2 separate regions of the Mus musculus genome follow, and region 1 is linked to region 2. A link is a contact called in ENCODE Hi-C or POLR2A ChIA-PET data. All regions are on one chromosome and are shown on one strand. Each heading gives the region's core, a stretch centred on a gene start or an enhancer-like site at or near the end of the contact. The rest is flanking DNA. Distances are from core to core; before and after follow the strand shown.

Region 1 (4,545 bases), core at 1,786-4,285, 34 kb after region 2:
GTGGCTATGTGACAGGGAGGTTTTCATGTCTGAACTTACATGAATGAATACACCACGTATCCCATTCCAAGGGGCACATGGGTGCTGAAATGTATGACAAGAGCTATGTGTCTGGTGACGTCAAGGTGAATACGGTGTTTATGATCTCCCCTTGGCGGCGATGGCACATGTGTGGTGTGTCCGTTGTCGAGGGGCCCACGGGGTCCACCGAGTCCATCCGACTCCTGATGTCCGCCTGAGACTCAGGCCTGTGGCAGTAAAGGGCTCCAGCAGCTCCAACAATGGCCCCACCCACCGCTGGATCAGTTTCTCTTTTCTAGGAGATCCTCCCCACTACCCTTCCTCTTGCCTGCCCCACCAAGCCCCGCTGCTCCAAGCTTGCTTCTGTTCAATCATTTATTGACTTTAAAATTGACGCCAATTCTGGTTTGAAAAAAGAAAGAAAGAAAAGGGAGAGGGGGCAAGGGGTGTAGAGAGAGTCTGAGAGAGAAATGGGGGAGGCCAGAACAAAACCAGAGACAGGGACAGAGGGACACCTAGAAACACAGGACAGACATGACAAGGAACAAAGAGCAGAGATAGAGAAACACACACACACACAAAAAGGCCAGCCAGCAAAAGAGGTTGTTAGAGAAGCAAAGATGGGAGGCAAACTATGGCAGTAGAAAGAGAAGTGGCCGAGAGGCAGGGACAGCCAGACCCTGATGACCGAAGGCTGCCAAGGACCCTAAGCAAAGGGGTTTCCCTGCCCACCATGCAGGGCTGGCAGACTGGTGAGACTGTGCCCACTCCCCTCCCAGGCAGCCTGGCATGTGCAAGATGAAACTCGCACAGATTGGAGCCCGTATTCCCTTCTGGAGTGCCACAGAGCCAAACTGAGGCCATCACCCCAAATCTGGGGGCCATCCCAGTTCCTCCGGGTAGCCTTGGCACCCGGGCATTAGCTGGTTTTTTTCTCTCCAGTGGTGGGTGCTTCACCTGACCCATGGGTGAGGAGGGGGTAAGCCCAGATGTCTGGCAAGGTTGGAGTGGAGGCAGGCTAGCAGCCTGGTAGACAAGGTAGCTGCTGGGACATGGGGTCTTTGTCCCACTAGCACTCAGACACCAGCAGATCATCAATCTCCCTGAAGGGAGCCACAGCTCAGATCTAGATAGCTGACCAGGTCCTCCTGTGGGGAACCCAACACAGAGTAGTTGACAACTTGAAGGAACAGACCCACACTGCTATGGTGGTCAGATTGGCTCTTAACGCTTGCAGGACAGGCGAGCATGGGCTCCTCCGCTGACACACACTTGCACGTGATTTGTACTGGAAGACACACCATCTCCCCTGGTCATCTGTGTTTGTGCCACGCAGTCTGGCCACTGCCAGCCTACAGAAGTCACACACAGACTCTAGACACACAGACAAGTAGCCCCTGGGACTACAAGAACGTGGTGTCGCTGGAACTGCAACCCGCCTGCATATACCTTCTTGCCCTTCAAAACATCCTGGCATGCTCCTTGAATACCTGGCCATATATACACACCATGAGTATATGTTCCCACTCTAAGGTGGTGGCACTTTTAGCACTTGTCGGAAAGGGCTCTGGTTTAGCAAAGGATTGCCATTAGGGACTTGGGGTTGGCCTAGAGAGCTCCCACAGACAGGCCTGGCCAGCAGGCAAGGCTAGACAACCTCCACAAATTCCCTCTGCCTGCCGAAATCTGTCATCTGCCCTGGCCTGGTCCTGCAGATAGAGCTGTGAGGGCCCCTCTAGATCTGGGTTGGTCTGGCTGGTGCCCTCTCAGAGCTTGGAGTCACGGCTAAAAAGAGTGGGGTGGCAGATCAGGCACGCTCCAGGCCTGAGCCTCCGCTACACCATAGCGCAGGGAACTTCGCTGGAGGCGGGACGCGTTCTCGCGCTCGCGCTCCCGAAGCACGCCAAGGTCGGCGCTGCTGTGCCCGAGGCTGACCCGACGGCTGATCCCAACAGGGTCGACCTGCGGTGGCCGCCGCCGCTCCCGCCCTTCCCGCCTGCGGGTAGCGGACCGGGATTCCCCGGGGCACTTCCAGGTTCACGCAGCGGCGGTCCTGGTCTTCGAGACCGGAAAGTTTGCACGGAGGAAAGTTTGGGGCCGGGGAGCCGCGTCTGCAAACGTCCAGGATCCGCAGAGAGGCGCGGCCCGGGCTGGCAGCACGCCCGTCCCTCCCTCCCCTCCCCTGCCCCTCCGAAATTTGGGAGCCCCGCCATTTTCTCAGCCCCGCTCCCATGCGAGGCCTGAACAAAGACTTTGGGGAGACGCCCGGGCCGCTCGGGCCGCCCGGGGCACCCCAGCCGCACGCAGAGCCGCTGCCCACACGCCCGCCACTGCCACCCCGGGGCGGCCGCGCCGCGCCGCGCGCACGGAACGCCGCCCGCCCGTGCTCCCCCGCGCCCCGGGGCCACTCTGCCTCCTGCCGCCGTGTCACCCTGCCCGCCCGCGCCTGCCACCACGCCGCGTCGCCGCGCAGCAGCAGGGGTCCGCTGTCCGCCGCACCCCGCCGCGCGCGTTCGCCCCTCGCCCCCTCTCCACGCACTCCTGCCGCGCGCCCCGGGGCAGCGCCCCCGCGCCCCGCCCGCTGCCCGCGCGCCTGCGGGACCCCGGCCCGGCCCTCCCGGGGCGCGGGGGCGGCGGCCGGTACCTGGGTGAGGCAGTACGGGGAGTACATCGCTGGGCGCCCGGGCGCGAGCGCGGAGGCCGGCCGCGGCGAGGGCAGGCCCGGCAGGCGGCGTCGCGCTGGCTGGCGCTCGGGCTCCGGCTCCGCTGCTCCGGCCTCTGCCGCGCGGCGCCCGCCCGGCCCGCGGCCCCGCTCGGCCCGCCGCCGCTCCGCGCTCACAGGCTCGGCCCCGCGGGCTCCGGGCCGCCGCCGCGCTCGCCGCTGCCTCTCGCGTCCGCCGCCGCCGCCGCCGCCGCCGCGCGTCTACTCCATGCCGCCGCCGCTCGGCCGCTCGCCCTCGCCCGCCACCGCCGCCGCCGCCGCCGCCGCCGCGCTGTGAAAGTGAAAGTTTAGACAAAGTTTGGAAGCGGCGCACTCCGGGGAGAGGGAGCGGGCGGGCGGCGCGGGCGGGAGGAGGGGCGCGGGGAGGGGCGGGCGGGGCGGGTGAGCGCGGCCGGCGCGCACACACATGCACACACGCACACACGCACACACACATACACGCGGGGACGCACACCGACGCGGCCGCCCCGACACGTGCTGGCCGGCGTTCGGGCGCCGACACACGCTGACACGCAGCAGGGCTTGGACGGGCACAAATGTCACGAAGGAACGCAGGGCCTATTCCTCATGGAGTCGCAGCAGACGGCGGTGCACACCGGGCACAGACACGAGCAAGAGCCACACACCACCTACTGTCACATGTCGTCCCAATGCAGACAGATGCGGAGAGCCACACTAACATACATGCACGTGCCACACATGTTCCTGCAGAATATTGACACACACGATCACACAACCATATATACCTTGTCACACTCTGGATACACAATGACACACCAACACACAGCCACGCCAAAATATCTTGGAAGACAGCTATGGCAACCCAGACATGGTGACACTGACACATGGGAGCCCCCATACAAAGGACACAAAGTATCACTGTACATACACACACACACACACACACACACACACACACGTTATACATTGAGTTGGCCAGATATACCCCAGACCTAGGGCACACTGATCTACAATCCTGATAGCAAAACAGCTGGCAGGTTCTGTAAAAACTCTCTCAAGTATAACACGCATGCATGCGCGCGCACACACACACACACACCACCCTTACCCTTCATATGTCTCCCATAGCTTTGCACATGTCCTGGGACTTAGGAACATTATTTGTATTGTGGTGATGCTCCAGCCCATTGCAGGCCCAGGATTCCCCATTTCCACTGCAGATGGGAATGAGGTGGGGTGGGTTGGCATATGGCATCTGTCTGCAATCCCTGCACTCAGAAGCTCCAAGAGAAAAATTATAACTGAGCTGTAGACCAGCCTGAGCTACATAGTTTGAGGCTGGCTTGACCTGTGTACTGAGACCCTGTTTCAAAACACACACACACACACACACACACACACACACTCTCTCTCTCTCTCTCTCTCTCACTCTCTCTCTCTCTCTCTCTCTCTCTCTCTCTCTCTCTCTCTCTCTCTCTCTCTCTCTCTCGCAACAGAGAGAGAAAGGAAAAGTCTTCACAGAGAGGGAGGGAAGAAAGAAGCTGGGAAGGGGGTACTGGAAACTCTGAAGTAGGACATAGAGAACTGTTGGGTGACTCTAGGTTGATGGGAAGACTGTGCCCCAGTCCCCAGGCAGATCCCACCAAGGTAGAGCTCCCTCCTATTGCTAGGTGCAGCCAGCACCTTGTCAGTCCCCACCCCCACCCCCCAGCCAAGAAGCTGTGGCAATTCTCAGCAATGCATTGTCTGGCAGGGTGGTATAGGAGCCCAGGTGTGCGTGAGTGAGTATGTAGGGGCTAGGAGGTACAAGGATGTGTATGCATAAATGTCCCTGAATGCTA
Region 2 (4,628 bases), core at 1,586-4,085:
AAGCATTGTGGATCCCAAATCCTGTTTGCCTGGCCCTGCACCTGGATCTCCTGCATACTCCACCACCCAAGGCCAGTGAGTGATATCCTGAGCCCCAAGGAGGTGTGACAAGAACTGTCCCTGGTGGCTGCAAAAGGGAGAGTCCAAATAACCTGAGCCCTAGCTCCTGTCTATGTAGATCAGGGAGCAGGGAGCATCTCCAGAAAAGGTGGCCATGATTGAGAACAGTATCAGGGGTCTGCCCTGTGTCTTCGCCCATATGCTTAGCAGCTGGGGGACCCCTTGAGCTGAGCTACAAGCGGGGCTCCGGCCCCTTCTAGACAGCAGCAGGTACTACAGGGCTGGAAATGACTGCCATGGGGACTCATGAGAACTCCGCCAAGGCTTGGTGAAGTTCAAGGAGCTTGAAGGATCGCAGGCCAAGGGGACCTGGAACCTCTTTTTGCAGAAATTCACAGTGACCTAAGTCCCTTGCCATCTCTTCCAGTCTCCTCCTCTACAGAGTGATATAAAATGACACCTGCCTGCCTGTCTACATCAGTCCACCTCTGAAAGGAGGAAGTCAGCCCTCTGCAGGCTGAAAGGCTCAGTCAGCTGGCGGGATGAGCTAACTCCTGCTGGTCTTTCAAGTGCCCGCAAGGTGTGCAGCAGGGCAGTCACCCCTCCCTAGGCCTGGTCTCTCCAGAGCAGCACACACACACACCCAGCCAGGCCGGTAGATTTAAGACAGGTTGCTGGGAGGGACTGGGGAGGAACCACGTGGACTGCTAACTCTACTCCACATCTCCAGAGGGGACAATTCCTTTCCTCCATCATTAGAGGACAGTTTCTGGTAGACTGGGTAGACAAGTACCCTTAAGTTACTGGGGTTCCCCAAATACCAACAAATGGAGACCTACCCCTAGGGTAGCAGTAGCTGCATCACCACTAAGACATGGAAAACGGGGAAGGGCTGAATGGTGGGCTGCCTGGCCATGGCAGCTGGTGGGGGTGGGCAACAGCCTGGGAAAGAGGTAATGCAAAGGGCAACCTGCAAACATATGTGTTTTTCACATCACCAGAGGGGACAGAAAACCAGGTATTAAGTATCTATAGAGATAAAGTCAGAGACCCAGGCACGCTTAGAGAGAAAAGGGGACAGCCTGATGCAGCCAAACCACCCTACCCCAGCCCCTCTGCCTTCTGGGACCCTGTTCTAATGCCAACAACCCTTCGGCTCAAATATGCTTAAAATGGCGACGGCGGCCTGTAGGGCCGGGCGTTTGTCGTGCAGTTTTCCATGGTGCCCTCAGTGCCAAGAAAAACCTACCATCAGAAATGCCATCAGCTATATTTATCTATCTCTCAGCCCCCCAGCCTCCTCCTCCCGTCTGCCAAGCAGGCCCTACGCAGCCCCCCCCCTCACCCAGTGGGCACACGTCCCTGTTGCTGATGACTGTGACCACCTGCCCAAGCCTGAGTCTCCACCACTCCCCCCCAGGGCCTGACAGTATGCACCACCATTCTTCCTGGTTGTGCTGGGGTCCATGCACAACGGTTTCAGGCATGCCCTTGGCAAGGGCTGGCCTAAATGTCCCTTGTCGTCGGCATCTGTGAACCAGGGTGATCCTCCATTTAGTTCCAGCCTCAACTCTGCTAATAGGGGCCTCCGCGGGGGCCATTCTGCCCTCAGCCCTATACAAGTGGCATGCCTGCTCTCTAGATTCCATTCTCACCCAGAAAGATGAGCAGTCACTAAGGAGACCTGCATCCCTCCCTCCATTCCTGCCTGGGGCAGGAAAGGCTCTGTCTGTTTTCAAAGACACCAAACACCCTTTAGCGAGAAGTTCGTATTATAGAGGTTTCATGCTCTCAGTCCAGAGAACCAGGAAGAAAATGATGGAATTGGGTGCCACTCCAGTCCTCAGGGGACACAAGGAACAGGGACAAGTCATTTACCGTCAGGCACTTGGGACCTTTCATGACTCCAGACACAGGCTTCAACGTGAGCTGGATTCCCCATCTGTGGGCCTAGTTGCTGAGAAGAGCCTCTCAGCGGTCCACTGTGGGATGAGTGCCCTGAGCCCTACACCTGCTCCGGGGGCCACGGGCACCCTCTGCCCAGCCACTGGTCCCTCCCTAACTGAGACAGAAGTCCCAGGGAGCCAGCTCCCAGAATGAAACAACCCAAATAAAAATTTTGAAACCCAGGAGCTCTTTCTCTGGGGGCCCCCTCCCCCTCCGCAGGCAAATGAAAACAAACAAGAAATCAAAGAGGCCTTTTGTGCAAGCCCTGCGCTGACACGCTGACACGGCTGGAGCCTTTGAAAAGGCTTCTGAATCAATCGGACAGTGAAGGATAAAATAACCTAAGCGTGGCAGCTCCTTCGAGAGGAAGGCAGAAAGGGCTGGGAGGCAGCTACCTTCTCCAGGCAAAAAAGTGGGGACACTCACTGCCACCGGACACTGGCGTGGAGAGAGAACCTGGCATGGGTCTCACTGCCTGTCTGTGCCCCATCTCTGCAAAAAGGAGCCTGACTTCCCTTCATGGCCTCCATGAACTGAGCTGCCCCCAAGGAAGCCCTGAAGGCCTTGCCTCTCACCAGCAAGGATTACCTCAGGTTCATGCCTACCGGGTATACTAGATGGAACTTTCTAGAAGCTATCACCTGGCTCCTGCCTGCTAAGCTCAGAAAGGATTTCCTACTTCCCAGAGCTCTGCGACCATAGGCTAAGTGTGCTCCTCATAAAGGACATTCTTCCACTCTCTTTGGCACAGCCAAAAAGTAAAACAATTCCTCGGGAAGTCCTTCTGGTGGCTAGCCCCCAACGCTCCTGCTGCAGAACAGCCTGTTTCCTCTGGGCTGATGACAGAGTACAGCTGGTCACTGTACCCATAATTCAGACTGGACCATCCAGCGGGCTTTGGCTCACTCATGGTCTGACGTCTGTAAGCACAAGCTCAGACAAAGCTGTTTCGTTTTCTCCCTCGTGTTACAGCTCTAGTCTAGTCCGCATAGAGAGCGCACTACCAGGACCCCTGGGACCCGCATGCAGTAAGCTTCCTGACTGGCTGGGCAGACAACACTGTGGACAAAGGGGACAGAAGCAGGTGGTCAAGGGCTCCATAAATAAGCCCAAGCCTGAAGAGGGGTCAGAGTAGTCTGTCCACAGTCAGGGCTGCAGGCCCTGTACTTGTTGAGGGCCTCTGCTATCCTGTTGCAGTTCCTAAGAACCGTGCACAGGAGCCAGGCACTGTTGTTTTGCTCTGAGATTTGAGTATTACGTAGCAGAAGGCCCTGAAGATGGCAAGTGCCCTAGGACTCTGGCAGGGCTGTGGACACTGAGGAGGCCACTGAGGAGGAGGGTGGGAAGGAGGGAAGCCGACACAGTGAGATCACCCTGCTTCTACCTGGACAACCCCAGGACAACAGGTGAAGGAGGCAGAGAGGCATGTTGGGTCGGGCTCAGTAAACCCTAACAGTGGTCACTGTGGCAGCTGCCATCCAAGGATGGCCTAGGTATAAGCTGACTCAAGCCTGTGAGACAGAGGAAATAAGACTTAACCACCAAAGCAATGGTGGCACTGCCTGCCTATAGAAACGTCTCAAGGGGACTCGACGTTGCATCACAAAATAACCCAGAGAACTTGCTAATGTCACTAACTGCGTTCCCGGACCCCACGGTCTCTGCCAACCCTGATACCAGATGGCGATGCCTTAAGACCCAGACAAGTAGGTAAGGAAGGGCCAGTGCTCAGGGTGGATCTCAAAAGGGAGCCAGGCTGTGCTGGTCTTTCCCACGTGCACCAGGCTCACCAGAAGGGTTGGGAACTCACAACAGTTTTAGAGCGTGAAGCAGGAACAAGCCATAGCCACTGCTGGTGGAGGCATCCTTGCTCACTCTCACTCGAGCCTCAAGGCTAGTGTGAATGCTAAGCTCAACTCCTGGGAGCAGCAGAATCAAACTGTAACATCTCATACTTAAAAGAACTTCGCAAGGCGAAGCCCGAGTTACTATCTCATTCCCTATGACAAATATGGCTGAGCCTGCCCGCCCCAGGGCCTGGTAGCACACTGGACCACAGAGTCCAGTATGCAGTGGTCCCACATGGGTGGAATGGCCCCCAGAACAGTCGTGAAGATCAGGAGGAGGGCAACGGTGACATGAAGCACCCACCAGTACCAGGCAGGGTGTTGGGGGGGGGGGCGGCCGTGGTCATGCAGGAACAATCTTATTTGGGTTCTCACTTAGATGAATTATAAACAAAAGCATATGTTGATAGCTGGGGAATGGAGGTACCATGACACAAAAGACTGCTGAGCTGTGTGCAGTGGAGCAGTCCTTTAATCCTAGCACCAGGGAGGCAGAGGCAGGGGGATCTCTGAGTTCAAGGCCAACCTGATTCCATAGTGAGCGTTCCAGGACAGCCAGAGATACACAGTGAGACCCTGTCTCAAAACAAACAAACAAAACAAAACAGAAACAAGCAAACAAAAAAACAAACAAAAAAACCACAAAATAACAAAAACAAAAAACCAAAAACAAAACACACATACAAAACTGACTTTTTGAAATCTCAGATGAGGACAGGCTGTGATACCCTGTCCTAGTGGGCAATGGGGACATGTATGATTTGAGCCTAATCC

Evidence for each region. Hi-C counts contacts between places; a loop is a spot of excess contacts on that map. ChIA-PET counts read pairs that join two places held with the same protein, here RNA polymerase II (POLR2A).
Region 1: a map of heart shows a loop between it and region 2 (2.0-fold over the local background). The contact joins the promoter of Nfix here to the enhancer-like site in region 2. A Hi-C loop is called at or near these places in 17 of 37 maps with a recorded cell type or tissue (Patski, adrenal gland, gastrocnemius and 4 more). POLR2A ChIA-PET finds 5 or more read pairs at or near these places in 3 of 5 experiments (Patski and embryonic stem cell).

The regions. Positions count from the first base shown.
Region 1 is chr8:84,797,333-84,801,877 of GRCm38, forward strand. Nfix (nuclear factor I/X) reads right to left here and starts at 3,036. Exons shown (of 11, transcript NM_001371053.1): 1 at 2,666-3,036. The coding sequence starts at 2,692.
Region 2 is chr8:84,763,661-84,768,288 of GRCm38, forward strand. The region is part of intron 2 of Nfix (nuclear factor I/X); the gene reads right to left. Among named protein-coding and RNA genes, the nearest start is that of Nfix, 34 kb to the right of the region's middle. Within about 2 kb of position 2,836, at least 1 of the 3 ENCODE cell types and tissues checked has a DNase peak (open chromatin) inside an H3K27ac peak, as active enhancers do; it is heart, where a contact is called at or near this core.